Regions from separate parts of the Homo sapiens genome. Here region 1 is linked to region 2. Evidence: chromatin contacts called from ENCODE Hi-C or POLR2A ChIA-PET data. All regions are on one chromosome and are shown on one strand. The core of a region is the stretch at or near the end of the contact, and the rest is flanking DNA. Distances in the headings are between cores, read along the strand shown.

Region 1 (6,647 bases), core at 2,908-5,407, 42 kb before region 2:
GACACAGAAAGGAAAATGTGACTGGGTGCAGGGGCTCAGGCCTGTAGTTCCAGGACTTTGGGAGTCTGATGCAAGAGAACTGCTTGAGGCCAGGAGTTCAAGACCAGCCTGGGCAATATAGCAAGACCCTGTCTCTAGAAAAAAAAAATTTTTTTTAATTAGCCAGGTGCAGTGGCACATGCCTGTAGTCCCATAACATCATGTAGTCATAGCTACTCAGGAAGAGGAGGCAGGAGGATTGTTTGAACCCAGTTTGTTACAATGAGCTGTGATCATGCCACCACACTCCAGCCTGAGCAACAGAGTGTGACTCTATTCAAAAAAAGAGCCAATTTCCAGTATTCATCATGCTAATTAGCAAGTCACTAGCGTCACCAATAAAATCCATTAAAAATTAAAAAAAGAAAAACATTACATGATCTTATTTAATCTCAAAAACACAGAAAAAGAGAACCAACTGGTTATCATGGCTGAGGGAGGCGAAGGAAATGCGGAGATGTAGATCAAAGGATAAAAAGTAGGCGATATGTAGAATCAATATCTAGAGGTCTAATGTACAATATAAGAAGTCAAGTAGTTAAATTGTATTGTATTAGGAATTCTTGTTAAATAAGCATATTTTAGCTCCTCTTATTACAAAAATACAAAGTAACTATCTGAAATGATAAATATGTTAATCTGCTTCACTGGAGTACCACTTTACTATCTATATGCATCCCATAATGCCATGTTGTAAACCTCAAATACACATAATTTATCTTTGAAGAAACATAGAGTAGGATGAAGGACAGAGCAAGATGGCAGAAGAGAACTCTTTAGCTGTTGTCTCACTGCAGAAACATCACATAGAATGACTAGCAACATACATAAATACCTTCATGAGAGCTAAGGAGACCAGGTGAGAGATCAGAGTATATGGTTGTAACATAATAAGAAAAGATGCATTGGAGAGGGTAGAAAGGACAGTTTTAATTACCTGAATCACTTCTCCCCCAACTGCAGGTATCATAGCACAGAGAGAGATACCATCCACTTGGAGGAGAGATGGAAGTGAACATAGGATTCTGCCTTGTTCCCTAACATTTGGCCCCCAACAATAAAACCAAGCATGAGGCTTACCCCCAAAGCCTCTTAATCCAGGTCAGTAGCCATAGTTTGAGCCTCCTGACCTGCTCCAGTGGCAGGCAAGATCCCATACCCCTTTAAAATTTACTGAATGTCTGGGCTTCATCACTGCCAGCTGACTACAGTGGCGTTTGTTCCAGAAAAACCTCAGAGGCAGAGAGGCAGGCATCAGCAAATACTTCAGGTACACCTAATACTGTACCAGCCAGTAGCCACAGCTCCATTTATGGTAAATGCCCTATATTGGTGTACCATTTGTTAATCATTTATATCATATTTTTACTGTGTCTTTTCTATGTTTGGATATGTTTAGATACACAAATACTCACCATCATATCACAGTTGCCTACAGTATTCAGTGCAGTCACATGCTGTACAGGTTTTTAGCCCCAGTACAGGTTTGCCGCCCAGGACCAACAGGCTGTGTCATACAGCCTGGGTGTGTAGCCGGCTGTGCCATCTCGGTTTGTGTAAGCGCGCTCTATGATGTTCACACAATGATGAAATCATCTCACAACACATTTCTCAGAACGTATTCCTGCCATTACATGATGCACGACTGTATTTAAAATTGTAAGCCTTTTATAGTAAGGGAGTCCAAGGGCCTATCACCAGATGAATGTTAGCTAAGACAAATAGTCATTCCCTGGCACATTGAACTTTCTCAGGCAGGCACTTGAAGGAACGCTGGTTTTATCTGAGGGACATGGCCTTACGCTGTTAGAAGCCATGCTAGAGTTTGGTAAAGTCTCTCAGAGCTTGACCAAAGTTGTCATGTAGTGAGAGTTCTGCCGTTTTCACCTGCAAAGTCTTCCCCAGATGCTTCTGTCCATCCTCCCAACACTTTTTTCTTCTTTTTTTTTTTTTTTGCACGAGTTTTGCTCGTGTTGCCCAGGCTAGAGTGCAGTGGCGCAGTCTCGGCTCACTACAACCTCCACCTCCTGGGTTCAAGCAATTCTCCTGCCTCAGCCTCCCGAGTAGCTGGGATTACAGGCCTGCGCCACCACACCTGGCTAATTTTTGTATTTTTTTTAGTAGAGACTGGGTTTCTCCACGTTGGTCAGGCTGGTCTCAAACTCCTGACCTCAGGTGATCTGCCTGCCTCGGCCTCCCAAAGTGCTGGGATTAAAGGTGTGAGCCACCACACCCGGCCTCTTCTAACACTTTTTATTTCTGTAGTGTTAACACTCCTGTGGACGTTTTGTCTTTGTTTTTCACCCCAGTCCACACCTCTGCTGTTAGTGAGGGGCTCCTGGTCATCACAGCCACATGTGGACTCCCCTGCTCTGTACCTCCCAGCCTTTCTGCCAACAGCACTGGCCTCACAGTGCTGTCCTGGGGATTGAGTGAGATAGCTATAATGTGGTAAGCCCCACACTTGACACAGGAGGCTCCTAGCAGAGGCTGGCCTCAGTTAGTTAGTGGGGATGTTGGCATGTGCCTTCCCCTGTTTCTGAGTCCTGCCAGCCCCGCCAAGGGACTCTGCCACAAGAAGGCAGAAATTCCGTCTGTCTGCCTTACCAGACTCACGCTACCCAGACTCACAGCTGACTGCTCAACACATATGCTGGCTCAGTCAGTCACAGCCGGTAATCCTGTGTATCATGACTGAACTCTCCACGTAGACAGGCATCTCCCTTCTGCTTTCCTTGGTTCCTGGGAAGCTGAATTCGTAGACAGACGAAATGGAGGGTGGGAAAGGAGGCATACGAAGAGGGTGTTAAGTCCACATAGGTTCTCCTGTGCCAGCCACACAGGAGTGAAGAGGGCTTTGTTTATAAAAGATATAAAAAGCAAACAGACTAAAATATTTAAATCCTACCAACTAGAAGCAACTGCTCAACACTTTGACAAATTTCTTCGTCGCTTTTTTGTCCAAAGGTTCAGAAGTTTCTGTGTGTCTTTGTAAATAGATACCTTGTTTACAGCATATCCAGCTTTTTATCCCATTCTTTCTTTCCACGTGAGATTTTTCCACATTACTCTCATGCTCGCTGCCTCCCTGTTTTCAGCAAGCTATTGTTTCTCAGAAGCTCACATAATTCCTTGAGAAGTTTATGGCAGATACACTCTTAGGTACTGTCAAAAGACAAAATTACACAAATTTGTTTTTAAGATCTAATTGGCTTTTATGAATGAGGGAAGCCTCTATTCTTCAAAATAGAAGGAGAGCTCCCACTGGGCAATAGCAGAACTGTGGGCTTTGTAAGGTGGGAACGAGGAAACAGAACAATAGAAAAAAATCAGATTGCTTAATATCAGGTTACTTCAGGTTATTTTCTTGTAAGTTAAAGCAGAGGGGACTTCTTCATTATGCTGACTCAGGTAAACTGAGGTCTTTCCAACTGGTTGGTGTGACTTTCCTGTTTTCAGGAAAAAACAGTTTGTTTGGGGATCTACCTGCTTCCTTAGAATTTCAGTCTGTAGTCCCAGCTACTCGGGAGGCTGAAGCTGGAGGATCGCTTGAGGCCAGGAGTTCAGGCAGGTCAGTGCTGGTGAACCAGACCAGTGGGGTCAGTGAAGACCTAGGCTGACACCATGTATTAGTCAGGATTCTCTGGCGAAAGAGAACCAAGTAGATGCAGAGATAGAGACTGACTTATTTAAGGAACTGGCTCACGCAATTATAAAAGCAGCAAGCCTCAAGATCTACAGGGTGAGTCAGCAAGCTGGAGATCCAGGAGAGCAGATGGTTTAGTTCCTGTCTGCGGGCTGAGTGAAATAGCCAATGCCCTCGTTTGAAGGCTGCTAGGCAGGGGGAGTTCCCTCTTGCTTGGCAGATCAACCTTTGTGTTCTTTTCAGACCTTCGTCTGAATGGATGAGGCCCACCCACATTAGGAGCAACAATCTGATTTCCTCAGTCCCCCCAGTCTCATGCAAAACACCCCACAGAAACACCAGAAGATGTTGCCCAAAGATCTGGCCCATCAGGTTGACACCAAATTAACCGTCACACCCGTCTCCTACTCCGCCCTCATCAGCCAGCCGCCTTTAGGGCCTCCTGGGTGTGGCTTCATGGTGACAAGACTGGAGGAGGCCCAGGCATCACATAGGAGGACGCAGGAAGAGGCAGTACCAGCCAGTTCTTCTCTGTGCTGTTTTGTTTGTTTTGCTTTTGTTTTGAGAGACAGGGTCTGATTCTGTCACCCAGGCTGGAGTGCAGTGGTGCAGTCTCGGCTCACTGCAACCTTCACCTCCCAGGCTCAAGTGATTCTTCCACCTCAACTTCCCGAGTATTTGGGACCACGGGCACTTGCCACCATGCTTGGCTATTTTTTTTTTTTTTTTTTGATATTTTTGGTAGAGAAGGGGTTTCACCATGTTGCCCAGGCTGGTCTTGAATTCCTGAGCTGAAGAGATCCTCCTGCTTTGGCCTCCCAAAGTAAGCCACCATGCCAGGCCTGGTTTTCTTTTTTAATCTTAAAATCTTTCCCAAAGCTCATATCAGAGTTCCCCACACATCTCAGTGGCCACACAGGTCACCTGGCCTCCTTTAGCTGCAAGCAGGGAAATTGAGTATCTGGGAAAGGAGAATGGGAGTCGCTGTGCTTGTTCATCTTACATCAATTCTGATTGGTCTGGGCGTGTTGCTGCTTGGAAAAATTCTGGGGCTCTGTTAGTCAAACAGAAGAGAAGTGGGGATGGCTACCGGGGAGCTAGACAATAGCATCAGCCACAGGTGACAAATGGAAATCCCGAACCAGTCCTGCTCTTTCAGCTTTGGATCTGGGACGAGCATAACTCAGTCACGTGTGTAGAGACAGTCTCTTGGCTTACTTTATCAGGAGCTGATTCTCTGTATTATGCCTGGAGCTTTATATTTTAATTCCCGTATAGCAGCCTTCTTCCTCTTTCTGTGTCTCATGGGGTGGGAGGGTGTCTTGCTGTGGACCCCATGGCCACAGCTGAATTGAAACTTCCCCCAGTGGAGGGTGGAGGTCTTGAAACTGAGCATCCACCTTGGTGGCTCTGTTTTCTACCCAAATCCCAGAGACAAACCAGCCATTCAGCACAGCAGGTGCCCCCGCCACAGTCGAAAGCCTCACACGGCTGGTCCTGGCAGGTGTCCTGGATGTGCTCAGGTGATCCTGTGTCGCCTCCCTGACCTGACAACCCATCCACTAACCAAGTGCCCCATGATGTGCCCTGTCTGGGACGGTGCCAGGTGCCATGTCTATGAGATACAGATGAAATATCACGTTTTCAGGATTCAAATTTTCCATCAGATTGTGCTTACGCCTGTGAAGTAAAGTCCCGCAAGCTGAGAGTTTCGGATCTCTAACAAAAGATGCAGTTCAGCTGCCATTCTTGGTACCCCAGCACCCTCCCACTCCCACCACACACACACACACACACACACACACCCTCGTTGGCCTGACCTTCAGCATGATCACTGCCTGGCTTCGGGCAGAGCCTCTGTCAGTCGAGTTGCTACTGCCCTCAAGGGCAGTACAACTTCATATGTACACTTCATAGTGTGCTAAGACCCTGCACTTAATACAACATAGTATAATCCCTTATATGTCTACAGGCTGTGCTACTAGGGAGCTTGTGGTCTGGCTTAAAGTTTTATGACCTCTGAAAAATTTAAATGTACTTGGACATGACAATAGCCAGACAGGTCAATGTAACTAAATAGGTGGCCCATGACAAGCCCTTTTCTAGATAATGATTTAATACGATAAATTAGTTCAATGGGGAAGTTAAATGAGTAAATGGTAATGGGGCAATCAGTTCTTCGTAGGGAATGGAAACTCATGTTCCAAAATAAATTCAAGGGAGACTGTTGTAGTTTGAAAATATTTCCAGAAATTCTTTTATATTCCTGCTTTGAAGAGTTGGAGTTTAGGTCCTTTCCTTGAGTGTGGGATGGACTTAGTGATTTGCTTCTACTGGAGTAACATACGGCAAAAGCGACGGTGTGCACCTTCAGAGACCAGGGCATAAAAAGCGCCATGGTCCAGTGTCACCCTCTCTCTTGGATCACTTGTCATGCCATGAGGACACTCAAGCAGGCCTGTGGAGGGACCTGTACTATGAGAAACTGAGGCCTCCCACCAGCAGCCACGGGAACGAGCCAATTTGGAAGCAAATCCTCCAACTCCAACTGGGCTATTTCTCCAAATGACTGCAACCCCAGTCCACACCTTCAGTACAGCCTCGTCAAAGACCTTGAATCAGAGCCACTCAGTTAATATGCATTCAAATTCCTGGCCCACATAAACTGTGAAATAATAAATGTTTGTTGTTTTAAGCCACCGAGTTTTGGGGGCAATTTGTTATATGGTAATAGTTCATTAATTAAAAGATCAAAGGGAAAAATATTTTAAAATTAATTTTAAAAAAAACAGAACTGGGCCTTGGAGGAGAAAGGACCTCTAAACTTTAATGAAGGATTCCTGTATAACCTGAATATGGGTTTTGCCAGCCCACGCAACAAATGAGGCCACATCGGCCACGTCATTGGATGATGCCAGCTTGTGGGCCAGAGTGGAGTGTGGCCATAGGGCATCTTTTCCCC
Region 2 (6,769 bases), core at 3,209-5,708:
AACCAGTACAGCATGTGACTGTACTCTGAATACTGTAGGCAACTGTAACACGGTAAGTATTTGTGTATCTAACCATAGAAAAGGTACCGTAAAAATAATGGTGTTATAATTGTATGGAGTACTGTCAGAAACGCAGCCTGCTGCTGACCAAAATGTCATGTGGTATGTGACTCCTTTGTTACGGCTGCCCTAGGAAATTAATACAGGCTGCAAGAGCCAAACAACCTTAATTAATTAATTAGTTTTTTAGAATTTCAAATAAAGTTTCATACTGCACTTGAAATAGTGGTGAGAACATCCATTTGGTAATGAAACTGTCACATAAATGATCGGCTCAGTTGACACTGGCTGAGGAAAACTGCACAAGAAGTTTATTGTCAAAAACATTTATTTCTTCAAGTACAAATAGTAAGTATTAACCATTTCGGATGGTTTGCATGTGCTCGGTTTTACTTATGTTAACTCATTTTTACCTCACAACAGTTACCGTGGTAAGAAATTATTATCCACATTGATATGTAAATATCAATCCACAGAGGAAGAAAATTGCTTAAGACCAAAGTCATAGTTATTAAATGCCAGGGTCACAATATACCATCTGCAAGCTGGAGAATCAGAGAAGCCGGTGGCATGGCCTGATCCAAGTTGGAAGGCCTGAGAAACAAGGAGGCACATGGTGTAACTAAGTTCAAGGCTAAAGGCTTGAGAGCCCCAGAGGGCCACTGGTGCAAGTGTCAGAGTCCAAAGGCCAAAGGACCTAGAGTTGTGTGGTACAAGGGCATGAGAAGGGTGTCACAGCTCTGGAAGAGAGAATTCACCCTTCTTCCACCTTTTTGTTCCATCTGGGCCCTCAGGTGATTGGATAGTGCCTGCCTACATTGAGGGTTGATCTTCCCTACTCAGTCCACTGAGCAGGTATTCTCAAGTCTTTATCCTTGAACTCAGTTCCACCATGTGCTTGTTTCTCAGGCCTTCCAACTTAGACCAAGCCATGCTACCATTTCTTTCTTAGAGTTCTGAAGGCTGGCAAGTCCAAGATCAAGGTGCAGGCAGATCTGGTGTCTGAGGAAAGCCCACCTGCTTCTGGTTTGCAGATGGCAGTCTTTGTGTGGTAGTCTTACATGGCAGAGAGAGAGAGCAAGCTTTTGTGTCTCTCTTTATAATGCCACTGCCATGATCTGAATGTGTCCCCTGAAATTCACTCATAAAACAGTCTCCTCCAAAAACATGGTCCTTCTCAGAAACAGTGCTTCCCCAGCCATCTAGGCATCCCTCAATCCTGTCAAGTTGACACCTAAAACTATCACAGGGACACTCTACAAGTAACTGGTAAACCCACCAGAAGATCAGGGTCCAGATGCAGAAAGCAGGTGCTGATGAGTTTTTAAATATCTTGGGGTCTCCTAGTGGGCTGCTATAGCAAGTTACCATAGACTGGGTGGCTTAAACAACACACATTTCTTTCTTACTGTTCTGAAGGCTGGCAAGTCCAAGATCAAGGTGCAGGCACATCTGGTGTCTGATGAGGGTCCACCCGCTTTCTGATTTGCTGAGGACAGTCTTCTTGTGGTATTCTCACATGGCAGAGAGCAAGCTCTTGTGTCTCTTTTTATAAGGCCACTGCGATGGTCTGAATGTGTCTCCCAACATTCATGTGTTAGAAACTTGGTCCCCACCAGCTATATGGAGGCTGAGGTGGGAGGATCGCTTGAGCCCAGGAGTTTGAGGCTGCAGTGATCTATGATCATGCCACTATACTCCAGCCTAGGCAACAGAACAAGGCCCCATCAATCAGTCAGTCAATACATAAATAAGTCTTTCCATCTATCCCTAATGCAACAGCTGTGAGAGAACAAACATCTGTTCTATATAAATTACCCAGTCTCGGGTATTCTATTATAGCAGCACAAAATGGACTAAGACAGCCACTAATCCCACTCATGAGGGCCCTACCATCATGGCCTAATTAGTTACTTCCCAAAGTTCCCACTTCCTGTTACCATCACAAAGGGGTTAGGATCTCAGCATAGAAACTTTGGGGGCAGACGAGCATTCAGTCCATAACATGGAGTGTCTTAGCTTGGGTTGCTATAACAAATACCATGCCAGCTGGGCGCAGTGGCTCACGCCTGTAATCCCAGCACTTTGGGAGGCCGAGGCGGGCGGATCATGAGGTCAGGAGATCGAGACCATCCTGGCTAACACGGTGAAACCCCATCTCTATTAAAAATACAAAACTTAGCCAGGTGTGGTGGCGCATACCTGTAATCCCAGCTACTCAGGAGGCTGAGGCAGGAGAATCGCTTGAACCCGGGAGGCAGAGGTTGCAGTGAGCCGAGATCGTGCCACTGCGCTCCAGCCTGGGCAATAGAGCGAGACTCCATCTCAAAAAAAAAAAAAAAATACCGTGTCATAGAGTGGTGGAGAAATTTATTTCTCAGTTCTGGGGGTTAGAAGTCTGAGATCGTGGTGCCAGCATGGTCACGTTATGGTGAGGGTCATCTTACAAGTTGCAGATGGCTGCCCTCTTACTGTATCCTCATATGGCAGAAAATCAGCAAGCTAGCTCTCTGTTCTCTTTTTTTTTTTTTTTTTTTGAGACAGAGTTTCACCGTATCGCCCAGGCTGGAGTGCAGTGGCGCAGTCTCAGCTCACTGAAAGCTCTGCCTCCCAGGTTTACACCATTCTCCTGCCTCAGCCTCCTGAGTAGCTGGGACTACAGGCACCCGCTGCCACACCTGGTTAATTTTTTGTATTTTAGTGGAGATGGGGTTTCACCGTGTTAGCCAGGATGGTCTCGATCTCTTGACCTCGTGATCCGCCCACCTCAGCCTCCCAAAGTGCTGGGATTACAGGTGTGAGCCATCTCTGTTCTCTTAGGCAGTCATTCCATTCATGAGGGCTCCACTCTCATGACCTAATTACCTCCCAAAGGCCCCACCTCCAAATAGAGAAATAGATTTCAACATTAATTTTGGGGTGACAGTCCATTCGTAACGGAATGAACCAGGAGACTGCTGACCAGAACATGGAAAGTGCAGCCTTGTAAACAGTCCGTGTGCTCAAGCCTGGCTGACTGTCAGACACAACAACCAAACCCTCACCTTGACCCCCACCCCCAGCCACACTGGAACCTGAACTGAGAGGCCACCCTTTCCCTGCAGGACCAGCTCCTAGAACAGCGGTTCTCAAACTTGAGCAAGTGTCAGAATCACCTGAAGGGCTTTGTTAAAACACAGGCTGCTGGGCCCCAGAGTTTCTGATGCAGGAAGTCTGGGTGGCTGAGAATTTGCATGGTTACAAGTTCCTGGGTGATGCAGATTCTGTGTGTCTGGAGGTAACATTTTGAGAACTGCTGTTTCAGAAGTTCTCCACATTAAAGTCTACCAGTCCTGACTGGTACCTAAGGGGTCATGAGGTAGTCAGTGCACAAGATAGAAAGTGAAAACACTGTCTTAGAATTTAAAACAATACTTCCTAACACCAATAGGTAGCTTTTGATAAAGGAATTATCAAGCATGGCTGTATTCATTTCTTATTGCTGCTGTAACAGATTACTACAATTTGGTGGCTTAAAACAATGTAAATTTATTATCCTAGAGTTTTGGAAATCAGAAATGGAAGCCCAGGCGCAGTGGCTCATGCCTGTAATCTCAGAACTTTGGGAGACCAAGGCAGGAGGACTGCTGGGGCACAGGAGTTTCAGACCAGCCTGGGCAACATAGTGAAACCCCATCTCTACAAAAAATGCAAAAATTAGCCAGGCATGCTGGTGCACCCCTGTAGTCCCGGCTACCTGGGAGGCTGAGGTGGAAGGTTCACTTGAGTCCAGGAAGGTTGAGGCTGCAGTGAGCCATGATTACGCCACTGCACTCCAGCCTGGGTGACAGAACAGACTGTCTCAAAGAAAAAAAGAAATTAGAAGTGAATCTCACTGGGCTAAAATCAAGGAGCCAGCAAGAGTTGTGTTTTTTGTTTTTTGTTTTGAGATGGAGTCTCGCTCTTGTCACCCAGGCTGGAGTGCAATGGTGCGATCTCAGCTCACTGCAACGTCTGCCTCCCAGGTTCAAGCGATTCTGGGGAGGGGAGGAGGAGGGAAGCAAGGAGAGAGGAACGCAGGGAGCAGAGCCTGACCTGGTCACAGGGGTCTGGGAAAGACAGAGGCTTTGTTAGAGCCGGCAGCTGAGGGCCGAGGCCGAGCAGGGGTTAGGCCAGCACAGGACGAAAAGGAAGAAAGTTCCAGGTGGAGTCTGGTGGAGAAAGACCGACCTGGAAGGCACCAGCATGTGCACGTGGCAACTGAGGTCGAGGACGTGCCTGAGAGAGAGGAGGAAGGTGCCCTGCGGACCGGGTAGGGTGCGGAGGTCGGGAATGGAGAACGGTCGTTGGGCAGGTCCGGGTACCCGTAGCCAGAACCACCCGGGTGTGCGCAGCTCGGCCAGGCCCCGCCTCCCGGCGTCCCCGCCCCCTGCTGGGCCTCTCTCCGCAGCCGCGAGACCCGCGCTTGGCGCATAGGCCGGTTCTAATTTACAAGAACACCGCGGCCTGAGGCCGGAGAGTCCCTTCAACCCGGGAGGCGGCGGCTGCAGGGAGCCGAGACGGCGCCATTGCCCTCCAGCCTGGGCAAAAAGAGCGAAACTCCGTCTCAAAAAAAAAAAAACATGGCCGAAACCAGGAAGCTGCGCGATGGCGCCACGGCCCCTCTTCTCCCGGCCTGTGTCCGGAAGGTTTCCCTCCGAGGCGCCCCGGCTCCCGCAAGCGGAGGAGAGGGCGGGACGTGCCGGGGCCGGAGCTCAGAGGCCCTGGGGCCGCTCTGCTCTCCCGCCATCGCAAGGGCGGCGCTGACCTGAGGCCTCCCCGCAAAGGTCCCCGAGGCGGCGGCGGCGGCGGGCTGTGAGAACCGCAGAAGAACGCTGGGCGCGCAGCGACCCGTCCACCCCCGCGAGGAGAGACTTCCACAGAGGCAGCGTTTCCACAGCCCAAAGCCACGTTTCTAGGGTGATGCAGCCCCAGTAAGTTCCTGGCGGGGAAGCTCACGGCTGTCAAAAGAACTCTTCGCTCCAGCCGGCGCACGAAGGGGAGGAGGGCAGGAGGCTGCCGCCCGCACAGGTCATCTGATCACGTCGCCCGCCCTAGTCTGCTTTTGTGAATCTCCACTTTGTTCAACCCCCACCCGCCGTCTCTCCCTCCCTGCGCCTTCCCTCTAACCTTAAAGACCCAGCTACCTCTACGCAAATGGTAGCTACCTCTGCGCAGGTGGAAGTTGAGTTCGGTTCACGCGGGACCCTCTTCCCTGTGGCAAGCTGCTGAAGGAGACCTGCTGTTACTGCTTTAGCTGCTGTTCTGCTTAATCTCAGACAGCTGGAAGGTAGTATTCCGCCCTCGCCCAGCCACCCGAGTAAATGAGAATGATGACTGACTGAGACCCTGATGGTGGTGGCTTAGGCTTAATCTCAGACAGCTGGAAGGTAGTATTCCGCCCTCACCCAGCCACCCGAGTAAATGAGAATGATGACTGACTGAGACCCTGATGGTGGTGGCTTAGGCAAGATGAACGTCTGAAATGGAGGCCCAGGGCTGCCACGATGGCTCTGTAGTCATCAGGGAGGGAGCTCCTTTTATCTTGTTACCTACTCCCCTCTTGTGCCCCTTTCTTCCCTTGATCTAAGAAGGTTGCTCCGGATCTCGCCATCTGGCCTGCGTTCAATCAGCAGAAGCTTCCTGGAGGAGCAGGAGGAGGCACTGTGCTCGCATCACATACCAGTGGCCAGAAGTTGGCTTCAGGGAAGCTCAGGAAATAGGATGCGAGAAGCCATGAGACCTCCCCAAACTCTGCAGTAACAGAGTCAACAAGACAATGGCTTAAAGATGGAGAGACCAGTTGATCGGTCACACAAGCTGTTCCACGATAATTCTTGTGTCAGAAGGGGAGGCTGACTACCAGGACCACTGGCCCCACTTCCAGCCCCTCCATTCTGAGTACACTTCAGAGGGCTCTGGCAGGGTGAGGGGGTCTTGGTGGTGCCACAGAGAGTAAAGGTCTAGCACACCCATTGTGGAGATATTTCATGGGGACAACCCAGTGACTTCACTTGAAGTAAAGTGGGATTTTCCAACCTTGAGATTCTTATTTTCTTTGGTATGCGTGTGGAAGAAGTATGAAGGTGGGGGTTGGGAGGGAGAGCAAATGAGCTGTGTGTATGAGGAGCTGGGGCCTGGCTCTTGACAATATCACCCACCCCCACCCCAGGCTTTCCTTGGGGCAGAAAGACTATGGCCGGGGCTTTCAGTGTCGGCTCCGAGGTATAGAGGTATAACCAGTGCTTTTGGCTAAGTCACGTCACTGATGAGCTTCTCTTTCCACCTTGGCAAACCAATTCTTCTGTAAAATGGTCTTCAAAGTTTCTTTTTTAAAGCAGAGAAACTTATTTTTCAGATAAAAATTTAGATAGAACTATCGGGGGAACCCGATAGGGGCCAGATATCGGGGGAACCCACCCCCAATATTTCAACATAGGTTCTTTCTATTTTCCATAAATGTTGGCCGGCTGAGAAATAAAGAGTACAAAGAGCGGAATTTTACAGCTGGGCCACCGGGGGTGACATCACATATTGGTAGGACCGTGATGCTCACCTGAGCCGTAAAACCAGCAGGTTTTTATTAAGGATTTCAAAAGGGGAGGGAGTGTACGAACAGGGAGTAGGAACAAAGATCATATGCTTCAAAGGGCAAAAGGCAGAACAAAGATCACATGCTTCTGAGGAAACA

What was found. Hi-C counts contacts between places; a loop is a spot of excess contacts on that map. ChIA-PET counts read pairs that join two places held with the same protein, here RNA polymerase II (POLR2A). Pooled maps may share reads with other maps.
Region 1: a pooled map shows a loop between it and region 2 (2.5-fold over the local background). The contact joins the enhancer-like site here to the promoter of HEIH in region 2. A Hi-C loop is called at or near these places in 32 of 168 maps with a recorded cell type or tissue (B cell, CD14-positive monocyte, CD4-positive, alpha-beta T cell and 24 more), 37 of 37 single-sample maps with no recorded cell type and 42 of 50 pooled maps. POLR2A ChIA-PET finds 5 or more read pairs at or near these places in 35 of 52 experiments (A549, AG04449, AG04450 and 26 more).

Annotation. Positions count from the first base shown.
Region 1 is chr5:180,871,206-180,877,852 of GRCh38, reverse strand. LOC124901155 (a long non-coding RNA gene) reads right to left here. Exons shown (of 2, transcript XR_007059089.1): 2 at 6,487-6,647. Among named protein-coding and RNA genes, the nearest start is that of ZFP62, 13 kb to the right of the region's middle. RefSeq lists an enhancer at 3,666-3,715. Within about 2 kb of position 4,157, at least 4 of the 41 ENCODE cell types and tissues checked have a DNase peak (open chromatin) inside an H3K27ac peak, as active enhancers do; they include CD14-positive monocyte and CD8-positive, alpha-beta T cell, where a contact is called at or near this core.
Region 2 is chr5:180,829,307-180,836,075 of GRCh38, reverse strand. HEIH (hepatocellular carcinoma up-regulated EZH2-associated long non-coding RNA) reads left to right here and starts at 4,458. Exons shown (of 1, transcript NR_045680.1): 1 at 4,458-6,122. LINC00847 (long intergenic non-protein coding RNA 847) reads right to left here and starts at 5,119. Exons shown (of 3, transcript NR_045679.1): 1 at 4,847-5,119; 2 at 3,216-3,403; 3 at 350-1,764. It also overlaps a transcript of ZFP62 not described here. RefSeq lists silencers at 3,744-3,913, 4,354-4,483, 4,844-4,893.